Regions from separate parts of the Mus musculus genome. Here region 1 is linked to region 2. The links are chromatin contacts, found by Hi-C or POLR2A ChIA-PET in ENCODE. All regions are on one chromosome and are shown on one strand. The core of a region is the stretch at or near the end of the contact, and the rest is flanking DNA. Distances in the headings are between cores, read along the strand shown.

Region 1 (6,633 bases), core at 3,009-5,508, 35 kb before region 2:
AATGAAGACTGAAGTGTGGACACTATGCCCCTCCTTAGAAGTGGGAACAAAACACCCTTGGAAGGAGTTACAGAGACAAAGTTTGGAGCTGAGATGAAAGGATGGACCATGTAGAGACTGCCTTATCCAGGGATCCACCCCATAATCAGCATCCAAACGCTGACACCATTGCATACACTAGCAAGATTTTATCGAAAGGACCCAGATGTAGCTGTCTCTTGTGAGACTATGCCGGGGCCTAGCAAACACAGAAGTGGATGCCCACAGTCAGCTAATGGATGGATTACAGGGCTCCCAATGGAGGAGCTAGAGAAAGTACCCAAGGAGCTAAAGGGATCTGCAACCCTATAGGTGGATCAACATTATGAACTAACCAGTACCCCGGAGCTCTTGACTCTAGCTGCATATGTATCAAAAGATGGCCTAGTCGGCCATCACTGGAAAGAGAGGCCCATTGGACACACAAACTTTATATGCCCCAGAACAGGGGAACGCCAGGGCCAAAAAGGGGGAGTGGGCGGGTAGGGGAGTGGGGGTGGGTGGGTATGGGGGACTTTTGGTATAGCATTGGAAATGTAAATGAGCTAAATACCTAATAAAAAATGGAAAGAAAAAAAAATTAATGGGGTTGGGTGAGTCCCAACCTTCTAAGAAGTCCTCAAGCTTTGCCCACACGCTGTACTGGATCGGTGACGTCATGAGGGGTATGGAGTCCTTGAGACACCTGGGAGCAAATGGCAGAATAGGGAGTGAAGTCTCATCTTCCCACCCTGTCTTAGTTAGGGTTTTACTGCTGTGAACAGACACCATGTCCAAGGCAAGTCTTATAAAAACAACATTTAATTGAGGCTGGCTTACAAGTTCAGAGGTTCAGTCCATTATCTTCAAGGTGGGAGAATGGCAGTATCCAGGCAGGCATGGCACAGGAGGAGCTGAGAGTTCTACGTCTTCATTCAAAGGTGGCTAGTGGAAGACTGACTTCCAGGCAACTAGGGTGAGGATCTTTTGCCTACACCCACAGTGGCACACCCATTCCAACCAGGTCACACCTATTCCAACAAGGCCACACCTCCAGATGGTGCCACTCCCTGGTCCAAGGATATACAAACCATCATACACCCCTTCCTGGTGGTCACAAAGTTATCAGAACATCTTTCCCACTCTTCAAGCCTGTGACATAGCTGGTGGCATTGACATCACACATGCTGGGAAGGTCTAAATGAGGTGACTTCTGTCCATCAGCGTAGTGATGTCACCCCTGCCTTCTATACGTCAAGGTCGTGAGTCAAGGGTCACCAAGTGATTGCAGCATGTACCTTGTTATAAAGAACAGGGAGGATGAGGCTGGGGTTGCCTTTGGTGAGCTCCGGGATTAGTGGAGGGAGGGGGTGGGCAGAATAGGGAAAGACTATATCCACCTGCAGGAGCTCTGGGAAGAGTGAGATGGGAGCCAAGGATGAGACTAGCTGACCTGGGGGAAATGAGCCAGCGTTTCTGACATTGTTTCACTAAAATGGAAACAAACAAAACAGAAATACCACAATGGAGATGCTCTCAATGCTTAGACAATTAGATGAGTTCAGTGGAGTGGCACCTGGCTAGTCTAGTAGGAGGAGTTTATGTTTCTGGCGCCATCTCCCTGCCTTGCTTGCTGCAGGTGCAAGCCAATGGGCTCCGTTTGTCAGGCTCACTTCAGTGCAGGGATCACTGTCCATCACCAGGTGCATGCTCACCTGGTGCCCAAGATCACACTCTTAGCCAGGTACAGCCTCAAGTCTGTCCTGCTACAAAAAACGCTCAAAATACTAGGAGCTTGGAGGGCTAGACCAACCTTGATCAGGGATACAACACCCAGCATCACATGTTCCATGGCCCTGGTTCGTGTGATGATGGCTTCTCCCTTTCTTCTACAGCTGCCTACCCCATGGGCCTCTCAGGAGTCAGAGTCTGGGGGAGTAAGGTGTTTGGGGCAGGTGTTTCAGTCTGCTTTGGGGCAGTGTACCTACCATGTGCAAACTTGGGAAGGTAGCATAAAGCTGCTTTGAGACTTGGCTTCTAGAAGTGGCAGGCTTAAGAGTGACACAAGGCTGTGACGTCCCTGGTGCAGAGTAAGGACTGTGGCTGACACTCACTGACAGATGAAGACTCTGGACTGGAGCTCATCTTTCTTTCCTGGCTCCTCTCTGGCTATGGCTGGAGTTTCACTGACTCTACTGTGGACAAAACACTTCTTTGATGCTCTAAGTCATTCAGTCTCTTCCTAGTTTCTCTTCCTGGGTGCTCAAATTTCTTCTCTTCCTCAATTCATTCTCCCCAGGCCTTGAGCTGTAGTCTCACTCCTCACAACTCAAGACTCCCCTGCTAAGTTTCTTGACTTTGCTCCCTGGGTCATCTTATCCTCCTGGGTTGTCTTCTCTCCCCTTCCCCTACAGTTATCAAAGAAAAATCCCTTCTTTCTCTAAGACACACATCATGCTAAATTACGGACACCAGCGTCTGCGCTTCCTCCCTGTTTCCCATGAGTAGTCCCAGTATCCTGTCTCCATCCTCATAGAAATCATCTCATGAGCTCAGCACTTAGCACAGGCGTGGCTCCCAGTACATGTGAGGCTGGACTTGACCAAACCAGTCTCCAGGCCCTGTGCTCAGACTGCCACAAGCTCTTAGGTTTGTCCCCAGCACAGGACCCAGGTGGCCCATACTGGGGGACTGTCATACCAAAGAGTTACTGCCCTGTCCTGTTGCTATGTAGTGATATTCTAAACAGTAACAGCCAAACAATGAAAGTCTGATAGTTGTTGAATTCAGACAGCATTCTGGTTTTCTGGACTAATTTCCCCATAGTTGCTGTCATTTAATTCTTGCATTAACTGTGTGTCATCATCTCTCTTACAGCAGAGAAGCAAGTGTGGGTGATAGGTCAGTGTTGAGCTCTGCTGGTCAAACCGCAGTCTTCTGAATTGCATCAAGCTGGCGACATCACTTCTTGGGGTAGGGGAACCCAGGGATGACTTGTTTGTTCTGGCTGGCAGAAGTCTATTGGTCTAGTCCATCACCCACGTTGCCTTGCTGAACTAGCCTGTGCAGTGTCTGGTTGTCAGTACACCAATGTCATTTTGCTTGTCTCCACTGAGTTCCAGCTAGTCACAGGCTCCAGAGAGCCAGAGATTTTAAAGGTATTCAGAATTTTCTTTAAGGTGTGTTAGGAGTGCAGACGTATAAATGAGTGTCATGAACAGACAGTGTGGTGTCACCCTAGGAAGCAGGAGGCCTAGGAGATCATATAGGGAAACAGGGGCTGTCTAGGAGGCATTGCAAGCCAGGTAATGCAAGCCAGATGGGGTTTCTATAGGAAAGAGGGAATAAGGTGGGACACTCAGGCTAGGACCAGCCAGCCTGCATCATCTGGAACAGAGGAGCTGGCCTTATTGTGTGGTGACAGTCCTGAGGTGAAAAGGACAGACATTTGGTTGGAGGCTCAAGGTCATGAGAGCCCAGAGACATTGCAGTTGGAGGCAAGGTTCGCTTTGCCTTGCAGACAAGGCCAGTCCTGAGAGGACATCAGTGCAGCAAAATGTAAGACGACAAGAGAGCTGAGGATGCAGCTCAGTGGTGCACATGTGTCTAGCATGTGTGAGCGAGAATGCAGCTCAATGGTGGCGCATGTGTGAGACCTTGCCATCTGTCCCTAGTATAATATAAGAAGACAGGAAGCTGAGACTGGTGCTCAGCGACAGCATATGTGTCTAGCATACATGAGACCCTGCCTTCTGTCCCCGGTACCTCAAAACCCCCAAGCCTTTCAAATAGATGGAAACACATGGCATGTAAGATTTCCAAGAGCATGGTGGTACCTGTCTGTAATCCTAGCACTTTGGAGGCTGAGGCAGGAGAATTGCTTCAAGTTTCACTACAGCTGGGTTGCATAGCAAAACCCTATCTCAAAGAACCCCAAAATAAATAAATTTAAAGAAGGCATGGTTAAAGCTGCCACTTGGAGTCTAGAGAGACACAAACCTTGCCCTCCTTGGCATAGCTTGGCAAGGAAAAGACAGTGTGCAACAGAAAGCCCACAGGGTTTATGGATGGCTAGGTGGAAGGCTGCAGTGAGAGCCTCCTCTTCCCTCAGGTCCCTCTGGGAATGTTTCCCTGCTGCGGGGTGGGGGTGGGGGACGACTGGAGTAGGGGTGGCTCTGAGCCAGTGCTCTTTGGCTTGCCTCCAGTCTTGGAGGCCAGAACTTCAGGGAGGCCAGTGAGGCTGGAATAGCTGCCTGTCAGCTCTGGATCCTAGGGTTGGCCCGTTTCCCAGGCAACCTGACCCTACACAGAAGCATTTGCGTGTGCAAACACGTGGAGTCTGCATGGTGCCTTTCGTAAATAGCCAGACGGGTGAGTGAGCCGTGGGATCAATTTCGCTCAGAGAAGAGTGTCAGTTTGCTATAAATACACACACACACACACACACACACACACACACACACACACACACACACACACACACACACACACCACGGGGTGGAGGATAGAAATCACACAGAGGTCAAAACTGTCCGTACAGACAAGACAGACTTTCTAGTCCAAGACAGGCTAAGTCACTGTCCCTGTCACCTTCCAGGTACACGCAGGTCAGTTCACAGAAGCACCCAGTCCAGCCTGTCTTCCTGCTCCTTTGTACATGTTCTCTTCTGGCTGTTTACTCTTCTGGAACATGCTGCTCCAACACTTGCTGGCTTGCATATGGGGAAGCCTCTGATGTTTTGCTAACTGGACACAGTGTGCCTGGCAAACTTGCCTTCTAAACAACTATGTTTATGTCCATAGGTTAGAACTTTTCTCAGCTTTCGTCACAAACACTTTTTTTTGGGGGGGTAGTGGTTACTGCAGGACTCAGAACCAGTCACAGCGTGGAGAAGAAGTGACTGTGAATGCTATCCCTAAATGGGGCACCTATATCACCTCCTCCAAGGCTTGGCGGGGGGCATTGCAGAAGAAGGGGCAGAAAAAAAATGTCAGAGAGGCCATTGAATTGAATTCCTGGAGCTCGAGTAGGGAACAGAGAGAACTGAGTCCTGCAAGGACCCTGCTGACCTCCAGACACTGCTGTAGCAGAGTGGTGGCACCCAGACCTAAAGAGTTAAATGTTTTAAAAAGTCAGAAGTGGGCTGGGCATAGTAGTGCATGCTTTTAATCCCATCTATCAGGTCTCTGCGAGTTCAAGGTCAGCCTATATTATATAATGAGACTGTTTCTGAAAAGAAATGTACAAACAGGAGGAAGTAGTTGGGGAGTAGTGGGAGGTGCTGAGTTTTGGGTATGATGAGTGTCATGAAGGGGGATGAGGGACTCACATGTCTTAGTTAGGGTTTTACTGCTGTGAACAGACACCATGACCAAGGCAACTCTTTTTGTTTGTTGTGGTTTTTTTTTTTTGTTTTGTTTTTTTGGTTTTTTCGAGACAGGGTTTCTCTGTGTATCCCTGGCTGTCCTGGAACTCACTCTGTAGACTAGGTTGGCCTCGAACTCAGAAATCCACATGTCTCTGCCTCTCAAGTGCTGGGGTTAAAGGCGTGCGTATCATCAAGGCAGGAACATGGCAGCATCCAGGCAGGCATGGTGCAGGAGAAGCTGAGAATTCTACATCTTCATCTGAAGGCTGTTAGCAGAATACTGGCTTCTAGGCAACTAGGATGAATGTATTAAAGACCATACCCACAGTGACATGCCTTCTCCAATAGGGCCACACCTTCTAGAATAGTGTCACTCTATGAGCCAAGTATATGCAAACCATCACATTATGCAATCCCAACTCTCCCTGAGGATTCATAGACAAGTGATGACTGCTGGCGAGGTCTCCGTGTTCCTGTGATCAACACCCCCCACCCATGTTCCTGCACACAACCCCAACCTATGCTCCTGTAAGTATGAAACTCTTTGGATGATTAAAAATAAGACATGAAGGTCAAAGGAAGACTGGATGGAAAGAGAAAGAGAATCAGCAGGAGAAGGAACACAAGAGAGACTAATGATCTGGGGTGAAGAGCATCAGAACACGCTATCTACATGTATGGAAACATCACAATGAAACCCATTATGCATAATCAATATATAATAATGAAATCAATATATGATATTGAAAACATTAACTATTTCAGATATGGAATGTGTATGGGATTCAACTCTATGATTCTTCTGCCCCACGGTGTTGGCTGACTTAGTGGTACCTGTCAGCTAATTGAGCTGGTTTGGAGCAACCCATCTATGCCTGTGGGAGAAGGGAGCACAAGTGCCCAGGACAGTGGAGACTGTGGGCAAGAGTTGTATACAAGTCCCTGAAGGGCAATACTGCAGAGCCAGGGTCCTTACCTGGTGTCCAACACTTCAAGAAAGAGCGTGGCTGGAGACATAAAAGAATGATGTGAGGACTCTCACAACCTGGCCTGTGAGGTGGTCGTCATGGGTCCTTCATGTTATTGACCAAGTCAGCCACTCAGGGTGGCTCAGGTTTAAGGGGAGAGTGGTCGGAGTCCCTGATACCAAGAGTCATGAAGAATCTGAAGGCATTGTTAATCTAGAGCAGAGGCATGCCCATATGTATGCATGTGCACACAGGAATACACACCTATACACATGCAT
Region 2 (5,909 bases), core at 1,708-4,207:
CTTATGTCACTTAGAAGACCTTCCAGCCCCAGAGCAGGGATCAGATCCTAGTTGTCCCTGCTACTGGGGCTTCCTTTCTTTTAAAATGAAGGCTAATGAGAACCTTGTTAAAAGCAGTATTCAGAAATCAGTGTGTGTGTGTGATTATGCACGTCGCAGCTTGTGTGTGTCTGTGTGTGTGTGTGTGTGTGTGAGAGAGAGAGAGAGAGAAAGAGAGAGGCAGACAGAGAGAGAGAGAGAGAGAGAGAGAGCTTAAGCATGTCACAGCATGAGTGTGGAGGACAGAGGACAACTTCATAGAATCTTTTCTCTGCCCCTGCCTTTATGCCAGTGGGCTGCAGGGCTTGAACCCAGGTCCTTAGGTTTGCCAGCAGGTAGCTTTGTCTGGTGAGCCATTTTGACAGCTGCTTCACGTCCCTTTTCTGCTGAGTAGTTTTCTTTGACATGACAACCCTGAGGCCAAGTGTACAGGAGTTCTCAGACTCCCCACTAACAACTGATGTGAAAGCGATACTTGTGTCTATAGAAAAGTCAAAGTCTCCTGTGCACCCGATTGACTGCAGCCCTGGGAGTGTGGATATTTATGGAGCATACAACTTCCTTCCACTCTTAGTAGATGCATACTGTTCCATATATAATGTGGATGGTCCATAATTTATTAATCCAGGGCCTTACAGGTCTCTAAGTGATTTCTGCTTTTCCCCATCACAGTCAAGTCTGTGATCACTGCTACTCACAAAGATCCTGTTGTTTCTGGGGCCTGGTGAGATGGCTCAGCAGGTAAAGGTGCCGGCTGCCAAACAGGCTCACTTGAGTCCGATTTCTGGAACCCACATTCATGGAAAGAAAGAACGAACTCTTGCTAGTTCTGTGGAAAGAAAGAACTGATTCCCACTAGTTGTCCTCTGAGGTCCACACACATGCTGTGGCATGTGCACGCATGTCCCTGTGTGTACACACACACTCTAAGAACATGATCTGTAGAATCAATTCTTGGTAAGGAGTTGCTGGGGTTTGCTAGTATGTGTCAGTCGGGTAGTTCTTTCTGGGACTTTGTCCCGTTAATGACTGGAGCACTGAGTGAGTCTACTCTCACTATTGGGGTATTTATGGAATGTTTTTGTTCGGGGCCTTCTGTAAGGCCTTAAAAATTATTCATTTTGTGCATGTGTGTGCAAGGGTCTGTGTGTGTGTGTGCAAGTGGGTGTATCTCTGTGTGTGGGTATGTGTGCACACTGGTGGGTATATTTGTGTATGCAGATGTGTGCCTGGGCAGCGAATGTGTGTGTTCAGATGTGTATGTGTGCGTGGGCAGGTACATATGCATGCATTAAAGTTTGTGTGTGGGTGGGTGTATACATGTGCACAAACACAGGGACTTTACCTTTTGAGCTAGGGTCTCTTAACTGAACTTGTTGCTACTGATTGAGTTGGATTCACTGCCCTGGGACGTCCTATGGATCTCACTGTTTCCTCTCGGTTCCTCCCCAGTGGGCTGTGCCAGCCTTTTATGCTGGGTTTAAGCTGGGGTTGTCGTGATTTGAGACAGGTACTTTATGGACTGAGCCATCTCTCTCTTGACTTGCATATATGTGGGAGTCTGGGTTAGTGACTACTCTTGCATGGTTGTCCTGGAGTCTTTTAACTGTCTTATGAGTCCCTTAGGTGATTGTGACAAGTTTACAGTAGGACTGACCTGAGGCCACCCTCACATGACCTTAATATTCCAGGTGGTGGAACGGCATTAACAGAGTGTGTGCGGAGAGGAGAGCTATGGCAAGGATTTTGAATTCTGGCAGATAGAGATAGAGAATAGAGATAGAGAGAGGGGCAGATACAGATGCAGCGTTTGGACTAAGTGTAGACTTTTCTAATATCCTAACTAGTTGAGGAGTCACGAGACTTGTGACACTTCTTGATGGTGTCCAGAGGCTGTGTCTGGGACAGTCTGAGGCTGGGGTGGTGGCTGTGCCAAGCCCTTGTAGAATGCCACACTTGATGAGGGAGGCACGTGGCCTCCAGTTCCAGGTTGGGGCCTTGAAGTTGGGCTTCCTTCCAATATGAGCTCCACATTTATCTAGGAAGATCTTACCTAGAGATGGCATTTCAGAGAACTTAGTGTTGGTTCAGAATGCCAACTGAGAAGCATTAAAGAAAAAAAAAATCTGTGTATTTTGTGACTGCAGAGTTCCCTGAGGCCCTGGCTTATGCCAGAGCATCGATTCTCAACCTGGGGGTCTCAGCTCTTTCATAGGGGTTGCACCTCAGGTATCCTACACATCAGATATTTACATTACAATCCATAATAGTAGCAAATTACAGTTATGAAGTAGCAATGAAAATAATTTTAAGGTTGGGGGTCATCACAGCAAGAGGAACTGTCTTAAAGGGTCACAGCATTGGGAAGGTTGAGAACAACTGGTATAGAGAATTCCAGGCTTGTCAGAGGAGTCTGTAAGACTTGGTGAAATTCTCCTTCAGAACACATTGGAGCCAGGGCCCTGGACTTGTGTCTCCAGCATGTAAATCCCTGCCAGGCGCAACATCTTGCCAAACTTGAAGATAAACCCCAGCAGACTTTAAAGTAGTCCGGTCAGTGTCTTCACGCAGGCCCATTGGAAACAGGTGAGCATTGGGCTTGGTTCTCTTCCGGCTCCTCTGAACTTCCTTCTGAGGGACTAGTCCATCTGCTTTCTTTCGCAAATCAAACCTCTCCCCTTTTCTGCCTCCTCAAGTGCTTTCAGAAAGGCTGAAACACCTCAGCCATAATGGGATTACGGCCCAGCCCGTGGGAGGCCCTCGGCCTGGGGAGGTTTAGTCTGGCTGCTTATCTACAGGCTAAAGGAATTACCCACTTCCTCGAGAGCTTTTCAGTGCCAGCGCAGCTGGAGGAAGTGAAATTTGGGACTTTAAGTCTAGTGGTTTGATTGTATAGAACATTTAAAGAGAAAGTTGCACGGGGCGTATTTAGAAGAGAGCCTAGTGTGGGCAGGGGCAAAGAAGGAAGGGCCCTGCCCACACCCGCCTTGCCTGATTTCAGCCCACTGTGGTTTGCTAAAGGTCATTGTGCGTCACATGCCTCCTAGGGAGGACTTGTCCCTGGCACTTAAAGTCTTTTTTTTTTTTTTTTTTTTGAGGCAGGGTCTCATGTAGTCTTGGCTGGCCTCAAACCTCAGATGACTTTGAATTTCTGATTTTCTGATTTTCCTGATTTCTGACTGGGACTGCAGGCTGCAGCACTGTACCTGGTTTATACAGTGCTGGGGACTGAACCATGGCTTTGTGCATGCCAGACAAACACTGTACCCACTGGCTGAACTTTATGAATATGAATTTATGGTACTTCCTTATAAGAGTTGCCTTGGTCACAGTGTCTGTTCACAGCAGTAAAACCCTAACTAAGACAATGTAGGTAGAGCCCACGAGTGGGCATTGGGTGTCTTCTTCTCTCTCCTGATCATACTGAGGTCAGGACTCTCACCGAACCCAGAACTCACTGATTGGACAGGCCTAGGGAGTCTTTTAAATCTCACAGCCCACCCCCAGTAATGGCTACATCACCCCAGCCTCTTCAAGACAGTGCCACCAACTGGGGACCAGATATTCAAATGCCCAATACTGTGGGGGAGGGTGCTCATTCAAACCACCACACTGATGTAACTTCCTTTTGACTATCAATACCTTGCGATCATATTCTTGCACTGGCTTCTACCAGTTCAGAAGTTAAGGATCTCATTGTATAACACTTCAAACCTGGCAGCAGAGTTTTCTGTCTTCATTGCCCCCTGCTTATATGGTCTCAATCAATGATCAGGCAGACATCTTTATGCATGACATCTGTGTCCTGTGACTGCTACAGTCTCATGCAACTGTTTGGCAGTGGAACACAGGACTCAGGGGAACTTGTGTTGTCAGTGCGTGCTCACTTGCAGCCGCTCTATAATAAACCATCTTGGACTCTCTTTGCGGCAAGAGCTGTGTTTGCTCCACGTTGTGGAAAATTTCAAAGTCGGTCTTAGCTGAGCTGGCCTGGGCTGGGGCTTCCTTGCCCAAGACCTTGGTCTGTTGCTCAGTGATAAGCCCAGCCCCAGCAGGAGCAGGGTAGAATTAGGGGATGCTGTGGTGGACGTCACAAGAGGGCTTGACTGGACCAGACTAGGGTCTGCTTCTAGTGAGCCTGCCTCTGGTCTGACAGCGTGGCCCCAAGCCTGTGATCACGAGTATCTGCTTTGGGATGCTTGAATGTACCTTCCTGTTTCTTCCTGTGGCAGGCCTTCTACCTACAGGGCTATTGAGCGAGGCACAGGGATGTGAGATTGGATATAGGACAGATATTGTGAGGAAAAAATGCCCCTAAAAATGATCCCACAGGACTGGAGAGTTGAGACTTTCTCTTTTGCTAGACTCAGCAAAGGTTAAAATCTTAAGTGTAATGTGGAGGGTGGCATTCTGTGGAAGAATGTGAGGGTTGCGACATCATGCTTTTTAAATTGCGGGTCTTTGGGGGAATTCTGCATCTCCTGTTTTATTTTCTGAGGCAGGATCTCACGTAGCACAGGATTGCTACATGAAATCGCTGTCCTCCTGTCTCCACCTTCCGTGTGCTGAGATTGCAGGGATGTGCTATCACGGACTGATACTTTGGTTATAGGAGAATCTGTTCTCTAACCCTGTCTTTTGTACAAGCATAGTGCCAGGCCCAGTAGGGTAGAAGTTCCAAAGGTTTGCTGAGGATGGTGGTTGGCTGGCTGGTTGGGCAAGCTCCCTAGCATATGTGTCCCCTGCAGTTGTCAGAGAATAGGTGGGCAGGCAGGGATTGGACAGAGACTGATAGAAGCCATCATCTCCCTGTTGGCTAGCATTCAGTGTCAGAATGCAGTACAGGCCGACTGTTGGAGAACTATCCAATTGTCATAACTATCGCCCTGGGCATGGGCCCTGCGTACTACAGTACCGACTGGACTTGTAAGCTATGCCCATGTTGGAGTAGTGGCATGCTTGCGCGGACACCAACTGCTTCCTGATTGGATCTGAAGTGCTCCATGGGAGAGAGTGCATGGCTAACCCTACATGTAGGCCTGATCAAAAGCTTACGGCTGGGGAGGTCACAGGCCGTAGGAGGGGATCTGTTACTGACGTGAGGGACATCCACTCCGAATGTTTTACCAAATGGACACATAATTAAACCGACTTGTAAGTATTTATGGCACGAATGTGAGGAGGTCAGAGGATCAGAGGGTGATCTGTGGGGGTTGGTTCCCATTCCTCCACCGTGCCCTGCACCCTGAACTCAGGTTTCCAGGCTTGGTGGCAGGCCTCCCACCAGCAGAGCCGTCTTGCTAGCCCCTGAGCACGTTCACACATACAGGCAGGCGCAGCTCTCAGGCTCGGGCACAGGTACCTTTCAGCAGTGTCAGAGTTTCTTTGCTGTGAAGAGACACCCTGACTACCAACACTCTTATAAAGGAAAACATTTAATTGGGGCTGGCTCACAGTTTCAGAAGTCCAGTCCATTATCCTCAGGGCAGGAAGCATGGCAGCCTGCAGGCAGAGATGGTGCTGGACTTGCTCCATCAAGGCCACACCTACTCCAAAGAGGCCAGTCTCCTAATAATGCCACTCCCTGTGGACCTATGGGGGCTAGTTTTATTCAAACCTCCATAGACCGTGAGTAATGGTCAAAATGGGGATTCCTAACTCATCAAAGTGTTGCGGAAATGCTGAGTGCTTGACCCTAACTGGGACATCGGCCCAGGGGACCTCGTGGAAGAGCACTTGGAATGGAAGAATGGGAGGAGTGTCAAATGTTTTCTGTGCTGTCGTGTTTCCAGCTCCTATCGCAGTACTTCCTCTGACTGAGCCACACATTCGGAGTGGTCTCTGCCCAGGCCTCCTAAGCTTCCTTGATT

The links. Hi-C counts contacts between places; a loop is a spot of excess contacts on that map. ChIA-PET counts read pairs that join two places held with the same protein, here RNA polymerase II (POLR2A).
Region 1: a map of heart shows a loop between it and region 2 (2.0-fold over the local background). The contact joins two enhancer-like sites. A Hi-C loop is called at or near these places in 3 of 37 maps with a recorded cell type or tissue (all heart). POLR2A ChIA-PET finds 5 or more read pairs at or near these places in 1 of 5 experiments (embryonic stem cell).

What each region holds. Positions count from the first base shown.
Region 1 is chr12:16,616,716-16,623,348 of GRCm38, reverse strand. It overlaps a transcript of Lpin1 not described here. Among named protein-coding and RNA genes, the nearest start is that of Lpin1, 30 kb to the right of the region's middle. Within about 2 kb of position 4,258, at least 1 of the 3 ENCODE cell types and tissues checked has a DNase peak (open chromatin) inside an H3K27ac peak, as active enhancers do.
Region 2 is chr12:16,581,224-16,587,132 of GRCm38, reverse strand. The region is part of intron 1 of Lpin1 (lipin 1); the gene reads left to right. Among named protein-coding and RNA genes, the nearest start is that of Lpin1, 5.6 kb to the left of the region's middle. Within about 2 kb of position 2,957, at least 1 of the 3 ENCODE cell types and tissues checked has a DNase peak (open chromatin) inside an H3K27ac peak, as active enhancers do.